Regions from separate parts of the Homo sapiens genome. Here all the other regions are linked to region 1. A link is a loop called in an ENCODE intact Hi-C map of the cell type or tissue named here. Cell type or tissue: heart left ventricle. All regions are shown on one strand. Each heading gives the region's core, and the rest is flanking DNA. Links, peaks and the distances in the headings are about the cores only.

Evidence for each region. Hi-C counts contacts between places; a loop is a spot of excess contacts. Peaks named below come from ENCODE experiments on the same cell type or tissue, not always from the same donor. Only the 100,000 strongest peaks of a DNase experiment are listed, where the experiment ranks them.
Region 2: a loop joins it to region 1, with 2.9 times the contacts of the local background. A loop is called at or near these places in 40 of 110 quality-filtered maps.
Region 3: it touches region 1 in a loop (9-fold over the local background); 45 of 110 quality-filtered maps call a loop at or near these places.

What each region holds. Positions count from the first base shown.
Region 1 is chr19:43,647,949-43,657,718 of GRCh38, reverse strand. It overlaps PLAUR (plasminogen activator, urokinase receptor), which reads left to right. Exons shown (of 7, transcript NM_002659.4): 4 at 1,079-1,240; 5 at 2,146-2,280; 6 at 5,348-5,494; 7 at 8,576-9,140. The coding sequence ends at 8,829. Among named protein-coding and RNA genes, the nearest start is that of CADM4, 13 kb to the right of the region's middle. In heart left ventricle, for the core only: CTCF peaks have their summits at 5,027 and 5,230 (motif pointing right); a DNase peak (open chromatin) is centred at 5,244; H3K4me3 peaks cover 404 bases.
Region 2 is chr19:43,559,546-43,569,315 of GRCh38, reverse strand. XRCC1 (X-ray repair cross complementing 1) reads left to right here. Exons shown (of 17, transcript NM_006297.3): 3 at 8,296-8,406. Among named protein-coding and RNA genes, the nearest start is that of XRCC1, 11 kb to the left of the region's middle. RefSeq lists an enhancer at 5,731-6,231. In heart left ventricle, for the core only: no CTCF peak of the experiment used is centred there; a DNase peak (open chromatin) is centred at 6,305; H3K27ac peaks cover 932 bases.
Region 3 is chr19:43,533,615-43,542,649 of GRCh38, reverse strand. It overlaps ZNF575 (zinc finger protein 575), which reads right to left. Exons shown (of 4, transcript NM_174945.3): 2 at 8,748-8,855; 3 at 8,149-8,313; 4 at 6,563-7,621. The coding sequence starts at 8,227. The coding sequence ends at 6,963. Among named protein-coding and RNA genes, the nearest start is that of ZNF575, 4.9 kb to the right of the region's middle. In heart left ventricle, for the core only: a CTCF peak has its summit at 6,984 (motif pointing left); DNase peaks (open chromatin) are centred at 6,989, 7,449 and 8,559; H3K4me3 peaks cover 899 bases; H3K27ac peaks cover 543 bases.

The DNA.
Region 1 (9,770 bases), core at 2,643-7,642:
CCTGGCCCTGCCCTCCTGGGGGCTCACAGTCCAGTAGAGGAGACATACCTGTCACCAGACAGTGACCACCCAGAGTGGGATGGGGGAGTACAGGGGTGTGTGGGAGCCTGGTGGATCAGGAAGGGCTTCCTAGAGGAGGTGAAATTAGAGCTGACACCTGAAGAATGAGTAGGAGTTAGGGAAGGCAGAGAGCAAAGGAAAGGTGTTCTAGACAGAAACAACGGCATATGCAAAGGCCTGGATGCCAGGGAACATGTGTCGTCGCAGACTGTGGGAAGTCAGTGTGGAGCAGAGTCTCAGGGTGTAGTGGAGGGAGACGAGGCAGGAGAGGTGCTCAGGCCCCAGTATTTGATAGGCTTTGAATCCCATGCTGAGGATCTTGGAATTTATTTTCAGGGCAGTAGGGAGCTATGGAAGAGTCTTGAGCAGAGGAGAGACAGGGTCAGATATGAGTATTAGAAATATCCTTCTAAGGGCCCGAGTGCAGTGGCTCATGCCTGTAATCCCAGCACTTTGGGAGGCCAAGGCATGTAGATCACTTGAGGTTAGGAGTTCGAGACCAGCCTGGCCAACATGGTGAAACCCTGTCTCTACTAAAAATACAAAAATTAGCCCAGCGTGATGGTGCACGCCTGTAGTCCCAGCTATTCGGGAGGCTGAGGCAGGAGAATCACTTGAACCCGGGGAGTGGAGGTTGCAGTGAGCCAAGATGGTGCCACTGCGTTCCAGCCTGGGTGACGGAGTGAGACTCTGTCTCGGGAAAAAAAAAAAAAAAAAGGAAAGAAATGTTTCTAGGGCCATGTGGAGATGCTGCACTGGGGTGAGTAGGGGGTGACAAGAATGGAAACCCAGAGGCTAGGGAGGTAGCTGGAGTTGAAGGAGGTCTGAGCTGGACTGGTCCATGGGGCTGGAAAGGAGGGGGTGGATTCTAGAAAGATTCAGCAGGCAGAATAGGCAGGGCTCAATGACTGGCTGCAGGGTGGGATAAGGAGGAATTGATTTTGAGTGAGTCCTTGCAGAGCTGGGGCTCCAGGACTGTCCCCATGGAGTCTCACTCCCCTCCCCCTCTTCCAAACAGGCCGGGCTGTCACCTATTCCCGAAGCCGTTACCTCGAATGCATTTCCTGTGGCTCATCAGACATGAGCTGTGAGAGGGGCCGGCACCAGAGCCTGCAGTGCCGCAGCCCTGAAGAACAGTGCCTGGATGTGGTGACCCACTGGATCCAGGAAGGTGAAGAAGGTGAGCCCCAACCTGCTGGCAACTCCTCCTCCCTGCTCTGCTCCTCCCTAAGACTGCACTTAACAAACAACCCCAAAGTAACAGGGATGTCAGCAAGGGACTAAGTTCTCTCATACACAAGAGGTCCAGTGATAGGAAGTCCAGGGCCACAAGGACAGGTCCAGAGTCACCAGGAACCCAGATGCCTTCTCATTTCTTTTTATTTATTTATTTATTTATTTTTTGAGACAGAGTCTTGCTCTCTGTCACCCAGGCTGGAGTGCAATGGCATGATCTTGGCTGGCTGCAACCTCCGCCTCCCAGGTTCAAGTGATTCTCCTGCCTCAGCCTCCTGAATAGCTGGGATTACAGGTGTGCATCACCACGCCTTGCTAATTTTTGTATTTTTAGTAGAGATGGGGTTTCACCATGTTGGTCAGGCTGGTCTCAAACTCCTGACCTTGTGATCCACCCGCCTCAACCTCCCAAAGTGCTGGGATTACAAGCGTGAGCCACCACGCCCGGCCACCCTCTTGTTTCTTACACATTACTTCCATTCTCAAAATGCCTCATAGTCTAAAATGGCTGCCAGAGCTCCGGGTCTCACATCTAAGTTCCAGGAAGGAGGAAGAAGGAAAGAAGGGACAAAAAAGGGGGCACTCCTCCTTTTGTAAGGGTTCTCCTTTCTGGAAGTCCCATAAAGCACTTCTATTTATATCACATTAGTCCGAACTTCATCACATGACTACCTGGAGAGGCTGGAATATGTAGTTTTCGACAAGATCTATGACTGTTCTAGATAAAATGAGGGTCTTATGATGAAGGGTGAAGTAGAGAATGGTTGAATGCCTGCTATTTCGGGCAAATCCCATCTTAGTCCCTCATTCACAATCTGACATCTGACCTCTGTCCCCTGGCCCCCATAGGGCGTCCAAAGGATGACCGCCACCTCCGTGGCTGTGGCTACCTTCCCGGCTGCCCGGGCTCCAATGGTTTCCACAACAACGACACCTTCCACTTCCTGAAATGCTGCAACACCACCAAATGCAACGAGGGCCCAAGTAAGGAACGGGAGACACAGGCAAGGCCTGGGGTCGGGCAGGGGCATGCACTCAGGCAGACAGCTGCGCAGTCACTCTCTGGCAATCAAGTCCTCTCTGGGCCTCTGTTTGCTTTTCTGAAAAATGGGAGTATCAGGCCTTTTTTTTTTTTTTTTTTTTTTTGAGACGGAGTCTCACTCTGTTGCCCAGGCTGGAGTGCAATGGCGTGATCTCCGCTCACTGTAAACTTCGCCTCACGAGTTCAAGCGATTCTCCTGCTTCAGCCTCCTGAGTAGCTGGGATTACAGGTGCCCACCATCACCCCTGGCTAATTTTTCTATTTTTAGTAGAGATGGGGGTTTCACCATGTTGGCCAGGCTGGTCTCGAACTCCTGACCTCAAGTGATCTGTCTGCCTCAGCCTCACAAAGTGCTGGGGTAACAGGCATGAGCCACTGCACCCAGCCAGGCCTTTCTTCAAAGAAGAACTTCGTAAGGATTCAATGATACTATCAGCCCTCGCCAAGACCTGTGCTTCCTGTCTCTTTTGTCTCTCTCAAATTTTCCCACTCCTCCCCTGCTCCACTGCCACCACCTGGGCTGAGCCACGCTGACTTCTTGCCCAGGTTGTTGCAATGACCTCCTCTCTGGTCTCCCTGCTTCCACTCCTGCCACCCTACAGCCAAGGCTCAACCCAGCAGCGAGTGATTTTTTGGGGGGTATGGGGGGGACAGGGTCTCGCTCTGTCACCCAGGCTGGAGTGCACTGGCATGATCATGGCTCACTGCAGCCTCAAACTCCTGGGCTCAGGAATTCTTCCCACCTAAGCTACTGGAGTAGCTGCGACTACAGGTGCATGCCACCGTACCCAGCTAATTTTGTATTTTTGGTAGAGATGGGGTCTTGCTTTGTTGCCCAGGCTGGTCTTGAACTCCTGGGCTTGGCCTCCCAAAGTGTTAGGATTACAGGCATGAGCCACCATGCACCACCAATTTTTTATTTTTTAATGTAAATCAGATCATGTCACCCTCCTTTCTCAGGCACTTCAATGACTTCCCCTTCCTCTTAGAATAAGATCCAAAGACCTTATTCTGTTGGCCTATGTAATCTGGCACCTGTCTGCCTCACAGTCTTTGTTTAGATTCGTTTTTGGGGTTTTGTGTTTTCTTTAGACATAGGGTCTTGCTCTGCCACCCAGGCTGGGGTGCAGTGGCACAATCACGGCTCACTGCCACCTCAAACTCCTGGGCTCCAGTGATCCTCCCACCTCAGCTTCCCAAGTAGCTGGGACTACAGATGCGCATCATTGCACCCAGCTACATTTTTTTTTTTTTTCTGAGATGGAGTCTTGCGCTGTTGCCCAGGCTGGAGTGCAGTGGCGCGATCTTGGCTCACTGCAAGCTCCGCCTCCCGGGTTCACGCCATTCCCCTGCCTCAGCCTCCCGAGTGGCTGGGACTACAGGCACCCACCACCATGCCTGGCTAATTTTTGTATTTTTAGTAGAGACAGGGTTTCACTGTGTTAGCCAGGATGATCTCGATCTCCTGACCTCATGATCCGCCTGACTCAGCCTCCCAAAGTGCTGGGATTACAGGCGTGAGCCACCACGCCCGGCCGCACCCAGCTAAATTTTTAAAACTTTTGTAGAGATGGGGTCTCACTATGTTGCCGGGGCTGGTATCAAACTCCCAGGCTCAAGCAATCCTTCTGCCTTGACCTCCCAAAGTGCTGGGATTACAGGCATGAGCCGCTGCACCTGGCCTTCATTTAGTTTCTTTCTTTCTTCCTTTCTTTCTTTTTTTAGATGGAGTCTCGCTCTGTCAGCCAGGCTGGAGGGCAGTGGCGTGATCTTGGCTCACTGCAACCTCCGCCTCCCAGGTTCAAGCGATTCTCCTGCCTCGGCCTCCCAAAGTGCTGGGATTACAGGCATGAGCCGCTGTGCTGACGTTCATTTGGTTTCTATAATCACCAAAGCCCATCTGGTCTCATGGCCCTTGCAGATGAATATCCTCCCTTAGAACACATCTTCCCCAAGAGTTCACCCTGCTGGCAACTTCTCATCCATTAGGCCTCAGCTTTAATGTATCATCTTCAGGGATGCTTTCACTGTCCCTCCCCTCCAGTGTAATCTAGATCCCTGTCTCTATTACCCAGCACTGTCAACAGATAGAAATGTTCCCTATCTGTCCTGTCCAATATTACAGCCACCACTGTATGTGGTCAGTGAGCACTTGAAATGTGAACTGAATTTTAAGATTCGATTTAATATTAATTTATTTAAATGTAAACAACCACATGTGGCCAGTGGCTACCAGATTGGGTAGTGTAGCTCTAAATTGTAAATTCTGGCTGGGCACAGTGGCTCACACCTGTAATCCCAGCACTTTTGGAGGCGGAGGCGGGAGGGTCGCCTGAGGCCAGGAGTTTGAGACAAGCCTAGGCAACATAGCAAGACTCCGTCTCAAAAAAAATTTTTTAGTAATAATAATAGTAATAACTTGTAAGTTCTGGCCAGGTACAGTGGCTCACACCTGTACTCCGAGAACATTGGGAGGCTGAGGCAGGCAGATTGCTTGATCCCAGGAGTTTGAGACCAGCCTGAGTAATGTGTCAAAACCCCATCTCTACAAAAAACAGAAAAATTGGCTAGGCATGGTGGTGCACGCCTGTAGTCCCAGCTACTCAGGAGGCTGATGTGGAAGAATCTCTTGAGCCGGGGTGGTCGAGGCTGCAGTGAGCTACAATTGCGCCACTGCACTCCAGCCTGGGCAACAAACTGAGACCCTGTATCAAAAATAAATAAATAAGTTGTAACTTTTGTGAGAGCAAGGACAGTTTCATCTTACATAGTTTTACCCAGCACCCAGCACGGTGCCTGGCCAGAAATGGGACTCATGGGGAGTTGAAAGTTGGGGTTTCTCTCAAGCCCTCGAAAACCATCCCCCTCCAAATGCCATTCAGACGCCTGACCACAAGGTGGCTCCATGACATCTCTGGCTCGGAGTGGAAGTCCTGGGGAGGTCATTCAAGGAAGTGGAGATCCAAGCACTAATTTTCTTGGTCTCTGTGTCTCTGGTCTTCTCCTAAGTCCTGGAGCTTGAAAATCTGCCGCAGAATGGCCGCCAGTGTTACAGCTGCAAGGGGAACAGCACCCATGGATGCTCCTCTGAAGAGACTTTCCTCATTGACTGCCGAGGCCCCATGAATCAATGTCTGGTAGCCACCGGCACTCACGGTGAGGCCCTCTCCGAGGCTGGGAGGGAACACTTATTGGGGGTGGAGAGTTCCGCAAGAGATTGACTTCCAGTTAAGCTGGAGTTAACTGTGGTGGGTCTCCCTGTGGAAAAGGTGGGATTTCCTTCAGGTGGGTGAATATTATTGTAAGGAATTAGGACTTGTCCATCAGGATGTGGACATTTTTGCCATGGAAAAGTGGAATTCCGGCTGGGTGCGGTGGCTGAAGCTTGTACTCTCAGCACTTTGGGAGGCTGAGGCCGGAGGATCTCTTGAGGCCAGGAGTTTGAGACCAGCCTGGGCAACATAGCAAGACCCCCATCTCTACAAAAAGAAAAATGGAATTCTTTGGTGGATTTCTCGTGGGTTGTGGGGATTTGCTGAAGACATCTTGGGCTTTCATCCTGTGGTGTCCTGGAAAGGTCTCTGTATTCCAGTGGTTCTCAAACTTTTTGGTCTCAACTTCTTCATGCTTTTAAAAATTATTTTTGGCCAGGTGTGGTGGCTCACGCCTGTAATTGCAACACCTTGGGAGGGTGAGGAGGAGAACCACTTGAGGTCAGGAGTATGAGAGCAAGCCTGGCCACCATGGTGAAACCCTGTCTCTACAAAAAATTACAAAAATTAGCTGGGTGTGGTGGCGTGCACCTATAACCCCAGCTACTCAGGGGGCTGAGGCACGAGAATCACTTGAACCCAGGAGGAGGAGGTTGCAGTGAGTGGGGATCACCCCACTGCACTCCAGCCTGGATGACAGAGGGAGACTTTGTCTCAAAAAAAAAAAAAAACTCTTTATTGTTTATATCAGTGATTTCTATAGATAAATGCCACATTAAAATTAAAACTGAGAACCAGGAGTGGTGGCTCACGCCTGTAATCCTAGCACTTTGGGAGGCCGAGGTGGGTAGATCACCTGAGGTCGGGAGTTCAAGACCAGCCTGACCAACATGGTGAAACCCCATCTCTACTAAAAATACAAATTAGTCGGGCATGGTGGCACATGCCTATAATCCCAGCTACTCGGGAGGCTGAGGCAGGAGAATCACTTGAACCTGGGAGGCAGAGGTTGCGGTGAGCCAAGATTGTGCCATTGCACTCCAGCCTGGGCAACAAGAGTGAAACTCCGTCCCAAAAAATAAAATAAAATAAAATTAAATTAAAATTAAAACTGAGAAATCTTTTTTTTTTTTTTTTGAAATGGAGTCTTGCTCTGTCGCCAGGCTAGAGTGCAGTGGCATGGTCTCAGCTCACTGCAACCTCCCCCTCCTGGGTTCAAGCAATCCTCCTGCCTCAGCTTCCTGCATAGCTGGGATTACAGGCATGAGCCACCATGCCCAGCTTATTTTTGTAATTTTAGTAGAGACGGGGTTTCACCATGTTGGCCAGGATGGTCTCGATCTCCTGACCTCATGATCTGCCTGCCTCGGCCTCCCAAAGTGCTGGGATTACAGATGTGAGCCACCGTGCCCAGCCAAAACTGAGAAATCTTTAAAGATTTATTTATGAATTCATCTTATAACAATAAAAACTCATTACACATTAAGATAAATAACATTTTAATGAAAAATAAGTATAGTTTCCAAAGAAAAAATGTAATGATAGCCAGGCATGGTGGCTCATGCCTATAATCCCAATACTTTGGGAGGCCAAGGTGGGCGGGTCACTTAAGCCTAGGGATTTGAGACCAGCCTGGGCAACATAGCAAGATCCTGTCTCTACAGAAAATACAAAAGTTAGCTGGGCATGGTGGTGCATGCCTGTAGTCCCAGCTGCTTGGGAGGCTGAGGTGGGAGGGTCACTTGAGCCTGGGAGGTGGAGGTTGCAGTGAACGGAGATTGCACCACTGCACTGCGGCCTGGGCAACAGAGCGAGACCCTGTCTTAAAAAAACAAACAAAGAAACAACAAAAAAAAAACCAGCCAGGCGCGGTGGCTCACGCCTGTAATACCAGCACTTTGGGAGGCCAAGGCGGGCAGATCACAAGGTCAGGAGTTCGAGACCAGCCTGGCCAATATGGTGAAACCCCGTCTCTACTAGAAATACAAAAATTAGCTGGGCATGGTGGTCGCGCCTGTAGTCCCAGCTACTTGGGAGGCTGAGGCAGAAGAATTGCTTGAACCCGGGAGGCAGAGGTTGCAGTGAGCCGAGATCGTGCCACTGCACTCCAGCCTGGGTGACAGAGTGAGACTCCATCTCAAAAAAAAAAACAAAAAAAAAGCGTAATGAGAAAACTGGCATTATTTTGCTGTGTTGCACATCTCTTTAATGTCCAGCTTAATAGAAGACAGCTGGGTCCTCATGGAAGCTTCTGCTTTCAGTCTCTTGCAATATCACATGTCCTGGAGTTTTTGGAAAAGCCCATTGTACACTTATGAGAGTGAAAAAGCCATGTGAAATCACAGATCTCCTGAAAGGGTCTCTGGGGTCCCTGAGCCACACTTTAAGAACCGCTGCTCGCTTCCTTTCTTTCTTTTTTTTTCTTTCCTTTTCTTTCTCTGTCTCTCTTTCCCTTTCTTTCTTTCTTTCTTCCTTCCTTCCTCCCTTCCTTCCTTCTTTCCCTTCTCCTTCCTTCCTTCCTCCCTCTCTCTCTCTTTCTTTCTTTTCTTTCCCTTCTTCCCTTCCTCCCTTCCTTCTTCCCTCCCTCCCTCCCTCCCTTCCTTCCTTTCTTTCTTTTTATTTGTTTTTTGAAACAGGGTCTCACTCTGTTACCCAGGCTGGAGTGCAGTGGCGTGATCATAACTCACCACAGCCTCCATCTCCTGAGCTCAAGTGATCCTCTCATCTCAGCCTCCCAAGTAGCTGGGACTACAGCTGTTTTTTTCTTTTTTATGTTTGTAGAAACAGAGTTTTGCTATGTTGTCCAGGCTGGTCTGGAACTCCTGGGCTCAAGCTATCCTCTCTCCTTGGCTTCCCAAGGTGTTGAGATTACAGGCATGAGCCACCACACCTGGCCCTGAGAACTGCTGCTTTCTCTAGGTGGTAGTGAAGGTGGCACCCACTGCAAGGTGGCAGGTCACCTACTGGAGAATTCCAGTCCTGGGCCCAGGAGCTGGAAGTCTCACTCCGTCTTCTCTTTCCTCAGAACCGAAAAACCAAAGCTATATGGTAAGAGGCTGTGCAACCGCCTCAATGTGCCAACATGCCCACCTGGGTGACGCCTTCAGCATGAACCACATTGATGTCTCCTGCTGTACTAAAAGTGGCTGTAACCACCCAGACCTGGATGTCCAGTACCGCAGTGGGGCTGCTCCTCAGCCTGGCCCTGCCCATCTCAGCCTCACCATCACCCTGCTAATGACTGCCAGACTGTGGGGAGGCACTCTCCTCTGGACCTAAACCTGAAATCCCCCTCTCTGCCCTGGCTGGATCCGGGGGACCCCTTTGCCCTTCCCTCGGCTCCCAGCCCTACAGACTTGCTGTGTGACCTCAGGCCAGTGTGCCGACCTCTCTGGGCCTCAGTTTTCCCAGCTATGAAAACAGCTATCTCACAAAGTTGTGTGAAGCAGAAGAGAAAAGCTGGAGGAAGGCCGTGGGCCAATGGGAGAGCTCTTGTTATTATTAATATTGTTGCCGCTGTTGTGTTGTTGTTATTAATTAATATTCATATTATTTATTTTATACTTACATAAAGATTTTGTACCAGTGGACAAGGCCAGGTATGCCCTTCTTTGTAGTGTCTATCTTTGGGAGGATAAATGGTGGGGGACACCTTTTCACAGGCTCCTGGAATCAGGGGTCATGTTTGAGGCCCCTGCCTAGGTTGGAAGTCCTCCTGGGGGCTGCCTCCACATCTATTTCTGGACTCCAAATGCTGACAGAGCAGGAGCACTGCCATCTTGAACAAACACCACCATTCTTAGTTCCTCTTGATTAAAAATCGGCTAAATCCGGACGTGGTGGCGGGTGCCTGTAGTCCCAGCTATTCGGGAGGCTGAGGCAGGAGAATGGCGTCAATCCGGGAGGTGGAGCTTGCAGTGAGCCGAGATTGCACCACTGCACTCCAGCCTGGGTGACAGAGCAAGACTCTGTCTCAAAAAAAAATCAGCTAAATCCAGCCCCAAAACATCAGCCTAATGGCTACCATCAGCATAACCAGAAACATTCCAACCCTAAGATAAACCCCTCTCTGACCAGAAACATGCCAACCCCCAGATAGCCTCCCTTCCGACCAGAGACTTTCCAACCCCACAATAAACTTTTCCTCACATGAAAACATTCCGAACCTAGATAAGCACCCCCTTCCAAAACTCTTAAATATCCTTAGTCTGTAAAAAAAA
Region 2 (9,770 bases), core at 4,010-9,009, 90 kb after region 1:
TTTTTGCAGAGATGGGGGTCTCACTGTGTTGTCTAGGCTGGTCTTGAACTCCTGGACTCAAGCATTCCTCCTGCCTCAGCTTCTTAAATCCTTGGGATTACAGACATGAGCCACTGCACCTGGCCTATTGTCATTTCTGTATAGTATTCTGTTGTATTGAGATAACTATTATGGTTTTATTTATTTATATTTGATTTTCTTTTTTAAACGGAGTCTCACTATGTTGCCAAGGCTGGTCTTGAACTGTTGATCTCAGGTGATCCCCCAACTTGGCCTCCTGAGTAGCTAGGACTATAGGTGCACACCACCACACCCAACTAATTTTTTTTTTTTTTTTTAAGCTTTTTGGAGGCAGCTTCCTGAGTAGCTGGGATTACAGGGATTACAGACAGAGCCACAAAGACCTGGCCATTGGGGTTTTATTATATTTGCTTTCTGAATGGGTATTATATGCATATAGTGCAAAATTCAAAAGGTGCAAAAGGGTATACACTAAAAAGAAAATCTCCCCTCACCCTTTCCATCCCTCCCTGCTCCCTCCCCAACTCCTGCTCCCTCCCCAACTCCTGCTCCCTCATTCTTCTCTCCTGATGCAACCACCATTAGCAGTTTTTTTGGGTGGTCTTCCTGGGTCATTCTGTACACATACAAGCATATATACCTACCGCCTCCATCCCTTTTTAAAAAATTCATAGTATATACACTGTTCCCTTGTGTGTTTTTTTTCAAGTAACAGTGTATTTTGGAGATGCACACTGCATGAAGTTCTACCTTATTTATTTATTTATTTATTTACTTACTTACTTACTTACTTACTTTGAGACAGAATCTCGCTCTGTCACTCAGGCTGGAGTGTAGTAGTGCGATCGTGGCTCACTGCAACCTCCCCCTCCCAGCTTCAAGTGATTCTCCTGCCTCAATCTCCCTAGTAGCTGGGATTACGGGCACATGCCACCAGGCTTGGCTAATTTTTGTATTTTTGGTAGAGATGGGGTTTCCCCATGTTAGCCAGGCTGGTCTTGAATTCCTGACCTCAAGTGATCCTCCTGCCTTGGCCTCCCAAAGTGTTGGGATTACAGGCGTCAGCCACGCCGTGCGCAGCCTACCTTATTCTTTTAAATGATGCATACAATTGCATTTCATGGCCGGGCGCGGTGGCTCACGCCTGTAATCCCAGCACTTTGGGAGGCTGAGGCAGGTGGATCACGAGGTCAGGTGTTCAAGACCAGCCTGGCCAAGATGGTGGAACCCTGTCTCTACTAAAAATATAAAAATTAGCCAGGTGCAGTGGTGGGCACCTGTAATCCCAGCTACCTGGGAGGCTGAGGCAGGAGAATTGTTTGAACCCGGGAGGCGGAGGTTGCAGAGAGCCGAGATCGTGCCACTGTACTCTAGCCTGGGTGACAGAGCAAGACTCTGTCTCAAAAAAAAAAAAAAAAGAAAAGATTGCATTTCATGGATGTGAAACAGTTTTTTAGCAATATATCTCAGGAACTTTGCCTTCCTGTGCCATGTTTGTTTCAGGAACAGTTCATATCAGAACTGTGTCTCCCTGAGAAAGCTGCATGCACACGAACCCAGGCCATCGGTGATAGTCATCTTGTGCTCTTATCCTCACAGCTGATACATACTGAGCACTCATCTCTTATTTTGAGAAAAATTCACATAAAATTTACTGTTTTAACCATTTAAAGTGCACATTTCAGCCAGATGCGGTAGCTCACACCTGTAATCCCAGCACTTTGGGAGGCCAAGGCGGGTGGATTGCTTGAGGTCAGGGATTCGAGACTAGGCTGGCCAACATGGTGAAACCCCATCTCTACTGAAAATACAAAAATTAGCCGGGGGTGGTGGTGCGTGCCTGTAGTCCCAGCTATTCGGGAGGCTGAGGCAAGAGAATCACTTGAACTGGAAGGCAGAGTTTGCAGTGAGCTGAGATTGCACCACTGCACTCCAGCCTGGGCAACAGAGTGAGACTCCGTCTCAACAAAAAACATAAATAAATAAATAAATAAAGTGCACATTTCAGGGTTTTTTTTTTTTTTTTAGCATATTGACAATGTTCTTCAACCATCTCCATTCTCTAATTCAGAATATTTTCATCACTCCAAAAAGAAACCACATAACCATTAAACAGTCACTTCTTATTCTCTCCCCAATGTTGCCCTTGGCAACCACTGATCTACTTTCTGCTTCTCTGGATTTGCGTATTCTGGACTTATAAATGTATACGTGGTCTTTTACACTTAACCTTGTTACACTTTGCATAATGTTTCTGAGGTTCATCCATGTTGTAGCATATATCACAACTTCAGTTTTTTAAATAACTGGATGATATTCCATAAATATACTGTACAATGTTTATCTATTCATCAACTGATGGACATTTATTGGGTTGTTACCATGTATATATAAACCTTTTTTTTTTTTTTTTTTTGAGATTGAGTCTTGCTCTGTTGCCCAGGCTGGAATGCAGTGGTGCAATCTCGGCTCACTGCAACCTCTGCTTCCCAGGTTCAAGTGATTCTCGTGCCTCAGTCTCCTGAGTAGCTGGGACTACAGGCGCATGCCACCATGCCCAACTAATTTTTCTGTTTTTAGTAGAGACGGGGTTTCGCCGTGTTGCCCAGGTTGGTCTTGAACTCCTGGGCTCAAGAAATCCACCTGCCTTGGCCTCCCAAAGTGTTGGGATTACAGGCGTGAGCCACCACCCCAGCCTCCATGTATAAACATTTTTATCAGATTCTTAAAAAGTATTTATTTACTTTTTTTTTTTTTTTTTTTGAGACAGAGTCTTGCTCTGCCACCCAGGCTGGAATGCAGTGGCATGATCTTGGCTCACTGCAACCTCCGCCTCCTGGGTTCAAGCAATTCTCTGCCTCAGCCTCCCGAGTAGCTGGGATTACAGGCGCCTGCCACCATGCCTGGTTAATTTTTGTATTTTTACTAGAGACGGGGTTTCACCCTCTTGGCCAGCCTGGTCTTGAACTCTCCTGACCTTGTGATCTGCCAACCTCTGCCTCCCGAAGTGCTAGGATTACAGGCCTGAGCCACCGTGCCTGGCCACTTTTTTTTTTTTTTAGATGGAGTCTCACTCTGTCACCCAGGCTGGAGTGCAGTGGCATGATTTCGGTTCGCTGCAACTTCTGCCTCCCAGGTTCAAGTGATTCTCTGGCCTCAGCCTCCTGTGTAGCTGGGATTACAGGTGCACGCCACCAAGTCTGGCTAATTTTTATATTTTTAGTAGAGACAGGGTTTCACCATATTGGTCATGCTGGTCTTGAACTCCTGGCCTCAAGTGATCTGCCTGCCTTGGCCTCCCAAAGTGCTGAGATTACAGGTGTGAGCCACTGTGCCCAGCCTGTTGTTTTCTCTCTTGAGACAGAGTCTCACTTTATCACCCAGGCTGGGGTGTAGTGGCTCGTCTCAACTCACTGCAACCTCCACCTCCCAGGTTCAAGTAATTCTTGTGCCTTAGCCTCCTGAGTAGCTGGGATTATTGAGGTGCGTGTCACCACACCCAGCTAACTTTTTTTATTTTTGGTAGAGACAGGGTTTTGCTATGTTGGCCAGGCTGGTCTCGAACTCCTGGCCTCAAGTGATTCTCCCGCCTCCACCTCCCACGGTGCTGGGATTACAGGCGTGAGCCAGTGCTCCTAGCCAGGACTTTTTTTATATACAAAGAAGAAATGTCAGGGAGTGCCTGTTTAAAGTAGAAATAGTTATATATGCAGTAGGAATTGTTCATTTAAAATACAAGCATCTCCATCCTACCACATTTAGGAGCTATGCTGAATATTGTGGGAGAGGTAAAGATGTTGAGTTTGACTCAGGGATGGAAAGAAAGGAGTTGAGAACAGTGGTGGTATTGGACAGTGCTTTGCAGTCAGGCAGTTGCGTCCGAAGTACTCTGCTAGTTATTAGCTTGTGTGCCATGTAAGCTATTGATTAAACCTGTCTGAGCCTCAGTTTCCCCATCTGTGAAACTGGAGTCGTAACAGACCCTTCTATTTAAAGTGGTTTTGAGGCTTCAGTGATGCCCGGCCCATGCTTAGCCAAGTGTGGTGGACAGAACAGTGGTGCTCAAAAGATGTTCATGTCCTCATCCCCAGAACCTGGAAATATTTTAATGGCCAAAGGAGCTCTGTGGGTTTGATTAAATTAAGGATCTTGAGATGGGGAGAGTGCCCTGGATTATCTGGTGGGCCTCACGTAACCCCCAGAGGCCTTATAAGGGAAAGAGGGAGGCAAGAGAGCTGGAACCAGAGCTGTGAAGATGCAAGCAGAGCCTGGAGTGATGCCAGCGCTTTCAGCAGCTTTGAAGACGAGGAAGGGACTGTGAGCCAAGGAAGGCAGGTGGCCTCGAGAAGCCGAAGATGCAAGGAGACACGTTCTCCTCTAGTGCTCCCGGAAGGAAGGAATGCAGCCCTGCCGCATCTAGATTTTAGCCCTGTAAGGCCGAGTTTCAGACTTTTGACCTCCAGATCTGTAAGATATTAAATTTGTGTGTTTTTTTTTTGTTTTTTTGAGACGGAGTTTCGCTCTTCTTGCCCAGGCTGGAGTGCAGTGGTGTGATCTCGGCTCACTGCAACCTCCGCCCCCCCGGTTTAAGCAATTCTCCTGCCTCAGCCTCCTGAGTAGCTGGGATTACAGGCATGCGCCACCACGCCTGGCTAATTTTGTATTTTTAGTAGAGACGGAGTTTCTGCATTTTGGTCAGGCTGGTCTCGAACTCCCTACCTCAGGTGATCCGCCTGCCTCAGTCTCCCAAAGTTCTGGGATTACAGGCGTGAGCCACTGCGCCTGGCCAAATTTGTGTTTTTAGCCACAAAGTTTGTGCTAATTTGTACAACAGTAACAGGAAACTCATACACCAAGCACCTGGCACATGGTGAGAATCCGAAAATGTTAGCCATGATGATCCTCTTGTGACAGATGGGACACCCAGGCAAGCAGCAGAGAAGGGGCTCAACAGGGCCACTTGGTAAGGGAGGACAGAGCCAGAGTTACTGCTTAATAACTCTTGAGTAGTAACTTCTGCAAACGGTTGCTGGGCGCCTGTTCTGCGTCTGTCTGTACATCCATTGGGAATGCAGTAGAGGCCTGCTGTGTTAATGATATTCGCAGCTGACATTTATGTAGTGTTTGCTCGGTGCCAGGCAGTATTCCAGGCACTTGGTATGTTATTTCTCATTCTTGGTATGGATTTGAATGTTCTCAACAACTTTATGAGATAGACGTTGTTATTGTCCCCATTTCATAGGTTCGAAAACTGAGGCACAAGGGGTGAAATGAAACCATTTGCTCCAGGATCACACAGCAGGAAATCAGCAGAGCTGGGAAGGACCAGACACTGTTCTTGGCCTTGGGGACACAGTAGGGAACAACTCAGACGATACTGTCCTTGCTCTTGTGGAGCTTAAAAGTCTGGCGGGAGAGACAGATGCTAGACAAATACAAACAAAAAAGATGTAACTGTGTAACACCAGGCAGTAATCATGAAGAAAAGTAAAGTCGGGTAGGGAGATAGAGAGTGGCACCAGGTAGGGGGCGAGGTAGGTTACTTATGGTCTGAAGTGACATCTGAGTGGGCACCTGAAGCACAGAAGGCAAACTTTTACCCAGCTATGGATATGTTTGAGGGAAGAGTGGTCTAGGCAGGGGGATTGGCAGGTGCAGAGGCCCTGAGGTGGGAAGGAGCCAGACTGTTCTTGGCACAGAAGGGAGGCCGTTGTGGCTGGTGGAAAGTCACCAAGCCTGGCCTGGGGAGCAGTCAGACTGGGACTTCTTGTTATTGTTGTTTTTGTTGTTGTTGTTGTTTTTGAGACAGAGTCTCACTCCATCGCCCAAGCTGGAGTGCAGTGGCACAATCTCGGCTCACTGCAACCTCTGCCTCCCGGGTTCAAGTGATTCTCCTGCCTCAGCCTCCCCAGTATCTGGGATTACAGGCGCTCACCACCATGCCCGGCTAATTTTAATTTTCATATTTTTAGTAGAGACAGGGTTTCACCATGTTGGCCAGGCTAGTCTCAAACTCCTGACCTCAAGCGATTCACCTGTCTCAGCCTCCCAAAGTGCTGGTATTACGGGTGTGAGCCACCACACCTGGCCCAGACTGGGACATCTCATGAGCCCAGGCAGCACTGTACACTGCCCAGGGCCCAGGGCTGGGAATGGCGGTGGAGGCAGGGGAGTCAGCAGGAGGTCTGCCGGCCTCAGCCTTAGGCAGGCCCTTCCTCCAGCACCATCTTCCTCCTCTAGCACGTCAGTGGTGTGATGGAGGAGCACGCGTGGACTGTTGCCAGCCTGCCTGGGTTCCGGTCCGGCTTTGCCACCCACCAGCTGTGAAGTTACATAACCACTTCCTGCCTCCGTTTGCTCATGTGTAAGATGGAGATAATTATAGCAACTGCCTGGCAGAGCCATTGCAGGAGAGTAGATACATGTATTATTAGCAGGAGTCTGGCACACCAGGAGCGCTCAGTGCACTCGGATGTTGGCCGCAGTTGTGGTTATAGTTGTTAATTCTGTGTCATCTCAACTTCCTTCAGAGGGAGGGTAAGTTTTTTTTTGAAGACAAGGTCTCATCACTCTGTCGCCCAGAGTACAGTGATGCGAACATGACTCACTGCAGCCTTGACCTCCCCAGGCTCACGCGATCCTCCTTCCTCAGCCTCCTGAGTAGCTGGGACCACAGGTATGTGCCACCATGCCTTGCTAATTTTTGTAATTTTTGTAGAGACAAGGTCTGGCTATGTTGCCCAGGCTGGTCTTGAACTCCCAGCCTCAAGTGATCCTCCCACCCCAGCCTCCCAAAGTGCTGGTTATAGAGACGTGAGCCACTGCGCCTGGCCAAGGAGGGAGGGTTGTTAATGACCATCTTCCCTTTTTGCATGTGAGGAAACTGCCTCACAGAGACGTTGAATACGTCACCCAAGGTTGTGCAGGTTGGAAATGGCATTGCTGTATTTGAGCCCAGGCCTACCTCACCCCAAGTCCAGGCTCCCTCCTTCCATACAGTGGTGTTCCTGTTGATAGCAGTGTGCAGGTGATGTCTAGATGATCTGACAGGGAGGCAACAGAGCAGATTGGAGCATCTGTCATCACCAGGGGTGGGAGAGGGCAGTGTAGGGTGGACTAGGTACCTTGGTTTTTTTTTTTTTTTTTTTTGTGACAGAGTCTCGCTCTGTCACCCAGGCTGGAGTGCAGTGGCATGATCTCTGCTTACTGAAACCTCTGCCTCCTAGGTTCAAGAGATTCTTGTGCCTCAGCCTCTTGAAGAGCTGGGACTACAGGCATGTGTCACCATGCCCGGCTATATTTTATATTTTTAGTAGAGAAGGGGTTTTGCCATGTTGGCCAGGCTGGCCTCAAGTGGTCCACTGCCTTGGCCTCGCAGAGTGCTGGATTTACAGGCTTGAGCCACTGCACCTGGCCCAGGTACCTTTGAGAGTTGTAATAATGCGTCATTCTAGGATCCTAATAAAAGAGCCCCAAACTGGAAGGCAGGACACTTGCCTCAACCTAACTGCCTCCCGTGCCCGCATGGCCCGCACGGCTTTCTGCATCTTCATCTGTCAGACAGGAATGGCAGATCCTTTGAGATGAGCCCTCCTATAGGTAGCTCTTTTCTTCTTTCAACAAATAGTTGTCTAGCACTGACTAATAATACCTCCTGACTGACAGCAGATAATTGCCTACTCTTCGCCATGCCCTGTGGCCATTATTTATGTGCATGATCCTAGATATGGTGGTCATTCCCATTTTACAGATGAGAAAACTGAGGCTCCAAAAGGTTAACTGGTATGGTCATACAGCTAGTGTGCAGCACAGCTGGGATTCAAACCCAGGAACCAGCGGTGAGCAAGATCGGACAAAGCCCCTGCCCTCAGGGAGGTTTCCTGGAGTCCTCTGCGATTGTGGGTGAGGGGTGACATGTGCTGTTTGTCTGCATGATGATTTGAATAAAGTTATAACTCTGGCAAGTGCTTATCAAGGAGAGCTCTATGGCAGTGTGTGATAAGCTGACCTGGTGGAGTCTGGAGAGGTCAGGGAAGCAGGTATGTGTGAGGTGGGCGCGTATGCATTCATTCAGTGACTATTTTGTGAGTTTCTGCTCCATGCCATACCCTGTGCTGCATGGAGGGGACACATGGCACCATTCAACCCTGGTGTGCCCCCTCACAGAATTGACATTACAGGGACATGGTGATCCAAAGGAGATTCATCCTGAGGTCCCACAGTGAGCCCAGAGGCAGAGCAGGCACTGACAGTGGCCTCTCTCTCTGCCCACAGTTGGAGAAGGAGGAGCAGATACACAGTGTGGACATTGGGAATGATGGCTCAGCTTTCGTGGAGGTGCTGGTGGGCAGTTCAGCTGGAGGCGCTGGGGAGCAAGACTATGAGGTAAGCAGGGCTATGAGATGGATCCCATACTGACCTCTGCCCCTCATGCTCGCATCACCGTCTCCCCCAGGGGCTGGGGCTGGGAAGACATGGGGCAGATGTGAGTCACACCTGATTGCTGCCCTCTGGAGGATCACCCAGTGTACGGAGGAGACAGAAGGCAGACACAGGGCGGTAAACTGCACATCAGGGAAGAGAGCAAGTTTGGATCATGGCTTAAAATGACACAAATGTATTATTCGACTGTTCTGGAGGTCAGAAGTCTGAAATCACTCTCACTGGGCTAAAATCTAGGTGTAGGCAGAGCCCTGTTCCTTCTGGAGGCTCTAGGGGAGAATCCATTTCCTTGCCTATTTCAGCTTCTAGAGTCCATCTGCCCTCCTCAGCTTGTGACCCTTCCTTCATCAAAGCCAGCACTCCTGTCACTCTAACGCCTGCTTCCACTTCCATTGTTACTTCTCCAACTCTGACTCTCTTGCCTTCTTTTTTTCTTTTTCTTTTTTTTTTTTTGAGACGGAGTCTCGCTCTGTCGCCCAGGCTGGAGTGAGTGCACTGGCGCGATCTCAGCTCCTTGCAACCTCTGCCTCCCGGGTTCAAGCTATTCTTCTGCCTCAGCCTCCCGAGTTGCTGGGACTACAGGTGCCCACCACCACGCCCGGCTAACTTTTTTTTTTTGTATTTTTAGTAGAGACGGGGTTTCACCATATTGGCCAGGCTGGTCTCGAACTCCTGACCTCGTCATCTGCCCGCCTCAGCCTCCCAAAGTGCTGGGATTACAGGCGTGAGCCACTGCGCCTGGCCTTCTTTTTCTTTTGTTCATTTTTTTTTGAGACAGGGTTTCATTTCCGTTGCCCAGGCTGGAGTACAGTGGCGTGTTCTCAGCTCACTGCAACTTCTGCCTCTGAGGTTCAAGTGATTCTCCCACCTCAGCCTCCCAAGTAGCCAGGGCTACAGGTGCACACCACCACTCCTGGCTAGCTTTTGTTATTTTTTATAGAGAGAGGGTTTCACTGTGTTGCCCAGGCTGGTCTCAAACTCCTGGGCTCAAGTGATCCACCCACCCCAGCCTCCCAAAGTGCTAGGATTACAGGCATGAGCCACCACACCCAGCCCTCCTTTCTTATAAAGACCCTTATGATGACACTTGGCCTACCCGGATAATCCAGGGGCATCTCCCCCATTTCAACATCTTCAAGTTCATCACATCTGCAAAGTGCCTTCTGCCACATTTCCAGGTTCAGGGATTAGGATGTAAACATCTTTGAGGAGCTGTTATTCTGCCTGTCTCCTATGTTTTCTTCTAGAAGCTTTCTATTTTTAGATTTTACATTTAGATCTCTGTTTCATCTCAAGTGAATTTTTGT
Region 3 (9,035 bases), core at 3,874-8,873, 120 kb after region 1:
ATTTAAATTAATTAAAATGAAATGAAATGAAATGTAAACTTCACTTCCATAGTCACACTGGCCATGCATTTCAATTGCTCAGTGGCTATTGTATTAGGCAGTACAGAGAACATTTGCATCAGTCTAGAAAGGTCTTTTGGACAGGGCTGGCCTGAAGGTCTGCGAACTCCAGGCTGAGAAGCCTGGACTTTAATCTGAGGGTGGGAAGGTTGGGAGGGGGTTTGAGCAGGACAGAGGCCAGGGTCAGAGGTAGGTTTGAGATCTGACCTTTGGGTAACCTTTTATTGGACATTCCAAGCCCTTTCCCAACTTTTGCCTCATCAACCAAGGGCTACCAGTCTCACTCCTGTCTCTTTCTGGACCTTTGTTTTTGCATCTTTAAGATGAGGGTGGTTTATTATTATTATTATTATTATTATTATTATTATTATTATTAGAGACAGGGTCTTGCTCTGTTGCCCAGGCTGAAGTGCAGTGGTGCAATCATTGTTCACTCCAGCCTCGAACTCCTGGGCCCAAGCGATCCTCCTGCTTCAGCCTCCTGAGCAGCTGGGACTATAGGCATGTACCACCACACCTGATAAATTTTCTATTTTTTGTAGAGATGGGCTCTCACTATGTTGCCCAGGCTGGCCTCGAACTTCTGGCCTCAAGCAGTCTTCCCGCCTTGGCCTCCTAAAGTGCTGGGATTACAGGTGTTGAGCCACACTGCCCAGCTAAGGGTGGCTTTAGACTTCATGTTCACTCATTCGTTTGCTCATTCACACTCCCACCGATAACTCACCATGTTAGTTTTGTACTACTGCTATAACAAATTATCACAAGCTCAGTGGCTTAAAATAATAGAAATTTATGATCTTACAGGTTTGGAGGTCTGAAGTCCAAAATGGGTATCCTTGGGCTAAAAATCAAGGTAGGCAGGGCTGCGTTCCTTCTGGAGGCTTGAGGGGAGAATCTGTTTTCTTGTCTTTTCCAGCTTCTAGAAGCCACCCACATTCCATTCACCTTCTATATTCCAGGCCTGCAATGGCCTGTTGAGTCCTTCTCACATCCCATCACCCTGACCTTGACTCTTCTGTTCCATACTTCCACATGTAAAGATCTTTGTTATTGTAGGCCAGGCGCAGGGGCTCACGCCTGTAATCCCAGCACTTTGGGAGGCCGAGGGGGGTGGATCACCTGAGGTTGGGAGTTTGAGACCAGCCTGACCAACATGGAGAAACTCCATCTCTACTAAAAATACAAAATGAGCCGGATGTGGTGGCATATGCCTGTAATCCCAGCTACGTGGGAGGCTGAGGCAGGAGAATCGCTTGAACCCGGGCGGCGGAGGTTGCAGTGAGCTGAGATCATGCCATTGCACTTCAGCCTGGGCAACAAGAGATCTTTGTGATTACATTAAGCCTACCTAGATCATTTGGGATAATCTCCCTGTTTTTTTGTTTTTGAGACGGAGTCTTGCTCTATCACGCAGGCTGGAGTGCAGTGGTGTGTTCTTGGCTCACTGCAACCTCTGCCTCCCAGGTTCAAGCAATTCTCTGCCTTAGCCACCCGAGTACCTGGGATTCCAGGCGCCTGCCATCATGCCCAGCTAATTTTTGTATTTTTAGTAGAGACGGGGTTTCGCCATGTTGGCCAGGCAGGTCTCGAACTCCTGACTTCAGGTGACCCACTCGCCTCAGCCATTCAAAGTGCTGGATTACAGGCGTGAGCCACTGTGCCCAGCTGGGATGTGAACATCTTTGGGAGGCCATTACTCTGCCTACCAAAGCCACCATGTGGGGGACACTGGGAAGACAGTATGAAAAAAACAGTAGTCCCCGATCTCATTGGCCTGACATTGTACAGGGGGAGAGAGATGGTGCACGTGCAATGCAACCTTGGACAGTGGGAAATGCTGTGAGAGCAAGGAAAATAGAGCATTGTGAGTGACAGAGCAATGGCAGGGTCCTGGTAGTTTATAGATAGGATGATTGGGGATGGCCTCTTGGAGGACTTACCCCTCTGCAGGGACCTGGGAGAAGTAAGGAGTATCTGAGAGAGCCCTTCCAGGTAGAGGAAAAGCAAGTGCAAAGGCCCCGAGGCAGGAGCGAGCATTATGTGTTCAAGGAACAGCTGGGTGGGTGTCAGGCTATCAAGAGACCTAGGATCCACCTAGACTCAGGTACTGCCCTGTGGTTTGGTTGCCAATAAATCTCATCTTTCCTGGCCTCATTTCCCCAATCTGTAAAAGTAAGGTTGGACCAGATCAACGCCCTCTCACATGAGTATGTGTCTTTGAAATTTTGCTGCTGGTGTGGTTGCTTTGGAGAAATTCTTCCGGACAGTTCTCTGCATAAACGTGGATACAAGCAGCACTGCTGGGTTGGGAGGACAGAGTAGAACCCTTACCCCTCCCAAAACCTTCCCCGAAATGCCTTACTGAGTAGAGTGCAGTTCAGCAGCCTGCTCAGTCCTAGCCCTTAGGCTGGACACTTTCTTTTCTCCTACTTTTATTTTAAGTTCGGGGGTACATGTGCAGGATGTGCAGTTTTGTTTCATAGGTAAATACATGCCATGGTGGTTTGCTGCACAGATCATCCCATCACCTGAGTATTAACCCCAGCGTGCATTAGGTATACTTCCTGATGCTCTTCCTAGCCCCCCACCCCCACCCCCTGACAGGCCCCAGTGTGTGTTGTTCCCCTGATGTGTTCTTTTTTTTTTTTCTGAGGCAGAGTCTCACTCTGTCGCCCAGGCTGGAGTGCAGTGGCATGATCTTGGCTCACTGCAACCTCTGCCTCCTGGGTTCAAGGGATTCTTGTGCCTCAGCCTCCCGAGTAGCTGGGATTACAGGCGTTTGCCACCACGCCCAGCTAATTTTTGTTTTTTAGTAGAGGGGGGTTTTGCCACGTTGGCCAGGCTGGTTTTGAACTGACCTCAGGTGATATGCCCGCCTCCACCTCCCAAAGTGCTGGGATTACAGGCGTGAGGCACCATGCCCGGCCATGTCCATGTGTTCTCATCATTCAGCTCCAACTTATAAGTGAGAACATGCAGTGTTTGATTTTCTGTTCCTGCGTTAGTTTGCTGAGGATAATGGCTTCCAGCTCCATCCATGTCCCTGCAAAAGATGTGATCTCATTCCATTTTATGGCTGCATAGTATTCCGTGGTGTATATGTACCAAATTTTCTTTATCCAATCTATGGACACTTTCTACTCTCTCACTCCTTCCACCACAACTTTCAGATCTCAGTTCAGACATTACATCCTCAACAAGGCCTTTCCTAACCTCCACTGTATAATAGGATATGCCAGGTACACACTCTTAAAATACTATATCTCATCCATCCTAGTCATAACTTTACATTCATTTATGGTCACATTTACCCATGTTTTCATCTATGATTTACATTCTTTTGTCTCTTAAGGATACTGTCTCTACTTCTGGAGTTACTAAGATAATTCTTCTTATTTCCATGTAAATATTTTTGAGTTCTTCTCTTCAGATTTAGATCTTAAACTCCCAGAAACTTGTTTTTGCATATGGTGTGAGGTAGGGATCTGCAGTAGTTTCCCATTGTTGCTGTAACAAATTGCCATAAGCTTAGTGGTTTTAAACTACACAAGTTAATTTTATTATAGTTCTGGAGGTCAGTAGTCCAAAATCAGCCTTATTGGGCTAAAATCAAGTGTCAGCAGGGCTGCAATCCTTCTGGAGGCTCTAAGGAGGAATTTATTTCCTTGCCCTTTGTAGGCAAAATTCCTTGACTTGGGGCCTTTCATCACTCGAATGTTTGCTTTCATGATCACCTCTCTCTGTCTTCTGCGTCCTTCTTTCCCATATAAGGACCTTTGTGATTATATTGGGCCTATCTGAATAATCAGGATAACTTACCCATCTCAATCACATCTGCAATGTCCCTTTTGCTACATGCAAGCTAACATACAGGTTCTGGGGATTCAAATGTGGATATCTTTGGGGGATCATTCTTCTACATACCAGGGGATTCAACTTAATTTTTCCCCATGTCTCTTAGCCTTATTTATGATTAGTCTGTCCATCCTCCACTCATCCATGTCAAGGCTCAACAAACTATAGCCCATAGGCAAAATCCAGCCTACCTAGTGTTTTGGTAAATGTTTATTGGAACACAGCCATGCTCATTCATTTATGTATTGTAATGTGTGTGGCTGCTTTCCTGCTACAGTGGCAGAGTGGAATAGTTGTGGAAGACACTGTATGGCCTGCAAAACTTAAACATATAACAGATGCAGCTGGGCTTGGCGGCCCACGCCTGGAATCCCAGGACATTGGGAGGCCAAGACAGGAAGATCACTTGAGGCTAGGAGATTGAGACCAGCCTGGGCAACATAGTGAGACCCCATCTCTACAAAAAAATTTACAAAAAAAATTTAGCTGGGGGCTGGGCGCAGTGACTCACGTCTGTAATTCCAGCACTTTGGGAGGCCAAGGCAGGTGGACCACTTGAGGTCAGGAGTTAGACCAGCCTGGTCAACATGGTGAAACCCCATCTCTACTAAAAATACAAAAATTAGCTGGGCATGGTGGTGCACACCTGAAATCCCAGCTACTCAGGAGGCTGAGGTAGGAGAAGCTTGAGCCCAGGAGGCAGAGGTAGGTTGCAGTGAGCGGCGATCATGCCACTGCATTCCAGCCTGGACAACAAAGCAAGACTCCATCTCAAAAATAAATAAGCCGGGTGTGGTGGTGCTTGCCTGTAGTCCCAGCTACTTGGGAGGCTGAGGTAGGAGGATCGCTTGCGCCCAGGAATTCAGGGCAATGAGCTGCGATTGTGCCACTGCACTCCAGCCTGGACAACAGAGCAAGACCCTGTCTAAAAAACAAAACAAAACAAAACAAAACAAAAAAAACCCAATGCCCTTTGACTTACAATGATGCTACATCCGGATGAACCCATCATAAAGTTGGAGAATCCTGAAATCAAACCATTGTTAAGTCAGGGGACATCTGTACTCTTTGGCCCTTTATAGAAAAAGGTTGCCACTCCCAGGTCTACAGGTCCAGTTTGTCATATGTCAGCATAAGCACAGGTCTGTTTCTGAGCTCTCAATTGTCTTCCACTGGCCCGTTTTCAAGCCACCACCACCAATTTCATTACTGCACAGCTTTGTAATCTTGTATCTGGGTTGAGGGGGTGGGGAGCCAAGGCTCTCCTACTTGTTCTTCTAAATGGACTTGGGGCCGGGCATGGTGGCTCATGCCTGTAATCCTAGCACTTTGGGAGGCCAAAGTGGGAGTCCAGAAGTTCAGACTAGCCTGGGCAACATAGACCCTGTCTCTACATACATACACACATGGATGAATGAATGACTTGGCTGCTGCTGCTTTTTTTTTTTTTTTTGAGGCAGGCTCTCTGTCGCCCAGGCTGGAGTGCAGTGGTGCAACCTTGGCTCACTGCAACCTCGTCTCCCGCGTCCAAGCGATTCTCATACCTCAGCCTCCCAAGTAGCTGGGATTACAGGTGCATGCCACCATGTCCAGCTAGTTTTTGTATTTTTAGTAGAGATGGAGTTTCGCCATGCTGACCAGGCTGGTTTTGAACTCCTGACCTCAAGTTATCCGCCTGCCTCAGCCTCCCAAAGTGCTGGGATTACAGGCCTGAGCCACTCTGCCTGGTCTGCTGCTGCTTTTTAAAATTAGTGTTCACTTTCCTCACTAGACAAGGTCTGTCTTCAATGCTGTGTCCCCAACACCCCATGCAGGGACCAGCACACAGGAGGTGCTTAGTATTTGTGGAATGAAGAACATTCCAATGTTAGCTTGTTCATCCTTATTTTATAATGAGAGAAACAGGCTCCATAAGGGGAACTGACTTTGCCTGAGGTGTTGCTTGCCCCTTACAAATGCCTTATAACCCACCCATTTTACAACAAAGGCATCTGAATCCAGAGGAGTGACAAAGCTTGTCCAAGGCCTGGCAACTTGTAAGAAGTGGGTCAGGGATGGGTCTGAATCTTGGGCTTTTTTTGTTTTTCTTTTTGAGATGGGGTCTCGCTCTGTCACCCAGACTGGAAGGCAGTGGCACCATCACAGCTCATGGCAGCCTTGACCTGCCAGCTCAAGTGATCCACCTTCCTCAGTCTCCCAAGTAGCTGGGACTAAGGTACATGCCACCACAGCCAGCTTTTTTTTTTTTTTTGGTAGAGATGGTGTCTCGCTATGTTGCCCAGACTGCTCTTGAACTGGCCTCAAGCTAACCAAAGTGCTGGCATTATAGGCGTGAACCACCACACCCAGCCTGAAGCTTGGGCTTTTGAATGTCTTTAAATGGTCAGTGGTATATACCCTTTGTTCTTGCTCTTATCACCTAGTGTATCGGAGATTTTTCCACATCAGTACATATAGCGCTTCCTTTTTTCCTATGGCTACCTATTCCATTCCATGGCTGTAATTCAATAGTCGGTCCCCTGTTCTTGGGCACTTGAGTTGCTTCCAGTCTTTGGCCACAACAGTCGCACTGCAGTGAACACCCTTAACACTATGCTTTTTTTTCACATTCATGAGTTTATAGAATAAATTCCTACAAGTGGAAGAGTTGAGACAAGCATGTATGTATTTTCAATTTCTTAGATACCGTCATATGGCCAAAGTGGAGACACCAGTTTAAACTTTTAACAAGAGAGCCTGTTTGCCCACAATCCTCATCAACCCACGATAGTAGCAGACTTTTTACCTTTGCCATGTAAGTGTGTGGGGAGAAGCAGAGCCAGCGCTGTCAAACCACAGCTCCACGTCCATGGTTTGAGATCTCCCCAAAGCAGGGGAGCAAAGAGTTCCTCGGGCTTCTGAGCTCGAGCCCAGTATAAATGGCCAATCCCTTGCCCTGCCCTCTGCCAGCTATCTGGAAGAGGCGAGCTCATACAGTCGGTCTTAGAAATCCCACCTCTTACTGGCTAGGGCTGGCGGCAGAAGGGGACAGTGAGCCAAGGGAGGGCTCAGTCTCTCTCCCCCTTGTGCTCCACCTGGTGGTGGCTGCGTTGATGAAGGAGCAGTAAGCGTCTCTGGCCAAAGGCCTGGCCGCAGCTGGAGCATCGGTGCCAGGCAGTCGCCTGGCTGCCGGGCGCGGTTGGGGGGTCGTGACATAGGCGATGGGCGGCCAGCTTGGAGGGAAATGAGAAAGCCTTGGGGCAATGCGGGCAAGGATAGGGGCGGGCGTCGGTGGCGTGGTGCGTGTGGCGGTGGGCCGCCAGCTTGGAAGGGTAGCAGAAGGACTTGGGGCAGTCGGGGCACGGGTAGGGGCGGGTGGGTGCGTGGGTCCAGAGGTGAGCCGCCAGCTTGGAGCGGTGGCCAAAGGACTTCGGGCAGTGTGGGCACGGGTGCGGGCGGGCGCCGCTGTGCGTGAGGCGGTGGGCTGCCAGCTTGGAGGGGTAGGAGAAGGCCTTGGGGCAGTCTGGGCATGGGTGGGGTCGGGCGCCTCCGTGTGCTAAGCGGTGCGTGGCCAGCTTGGACGGGTACGAGAAGGCCTTGTCACAGTCGGGGCAGCGGTGCGGGCGCTGGGGCGGGGGCCGCCGGCGAGGCCGGGGAGGCGAGCCCGCGGACGCGGTGGGCCCTGGAGCTGACTGGCTGGGCTTCTGCGGTGGGCCCTGGTGGGGAGCTGGGGGACAGGAGGGCTGGTGGGCTCCAGGAAGCAGCCAACGCCCTGGGCCTAGGCCAGGCTCCGCCACGACTTTGATATTCGTGGGGCTCCTCCAAGTGTACCTGGGCACCTCAAGCATCACATTGAGACTCCCCAAATTGCATGTTTCTGCTCCCCCCTCCCCCCAGGCGTCATTCTGAGGGACTCCAAAGGGTTACTTTCCTGGATCCCCAAAGCTACTAAGGCTTCCTCAAAGCTACCAAGGTATCCGTTTCTAGTATCTTCCCAGTGATCACCCTGACATCCCGCATGTCATCCCTGACCCGTCCCTTCTGTAAGGCTCATTTCCTGAGCCTTAGCAAATGGTCACTGAGGCTCTCTCTGAGCCAAATGGGAGGATTTCCCAGAATGTGGCAGTTTTGGGGATCCCAAATAGTCATCACCCTAGGGCCCTCAAATTTTCACCCTGAGATTCCCCCAGAATGTGATTATTTTGGCCCCCGTTCCTGGAGAATGCTCCCTACTCACAGGCGGGGCACTCTCACCTTCTTTGGTCACTGGTTCCTTGCCAGTGGGACTAGGATCGGTAGCCCCGGCCGCGGACTCCGCGCCTCGCTCCAGCATCTTGCTGGCACAGGAACCTAGGGGCAGGGCGCGGGGCGGGGGTGACGCCGGTGATGACCAGGCTGATGGGGATAGGGTTGGAGGGCCTAAAATGAGGGATCACACTGTTTAGGAGCAAGGTCTGCAAGTATGGGATGCTAAGGCGGGGGCAGGCTTAGCGGGGAGGCGGAGCCTAAGAGCACAGTGAGCGGGGCTATGCAAATTCAAGCCAGAGGCAGTCCCTTCGCTATCTAAACCCAGGGTTGGAGTCTTTCAGCAGAGTGGGCGGAGTCTCCACAACTAACTCAGCGGCCGTCTTAAGCGCGGAGCCGGCGGGGCCTATGCGCAGAGTGGGCGGGACCTTCCCCACCAGACCCTGCAGTCCTGGAATGGGCGGGGCTGTACAAAAAAAGTCTTGTTCTGAAACTAGACCCAGGGGGCGGGGGCCTTCGAGCGGAGTGGGCAGGTCTTTCATCACCGTCCCAGGGGAGGGGCCTATGGGCACAGTGGGCGGGGCTTCACGTCGAAGACCTAGCTTTACCCGGCTTTTGACTTAGTCTCAGTTCATTGACGCCGCGTCAACTGCGCCCTTCTTGCCGTTAAATTTCATCCCTGGCTTGGATGGGGCCGTGGAGGATAGAGGGGGGACCTGGAGGAAGATACGGAAGGAACCTGGCATGCGTCGCGGTCCAGAGACCCCTAATGGACTTTTCCCTCAGAGTCCCAAGCGTAAAGGATTCAATGCACCCCTCGGAATCAGACATTCAGGCACCGATGCACCCTCCCGAGGCTCTGGCACCAATGCACAGTCCCTCCAGCATCTCCAGAA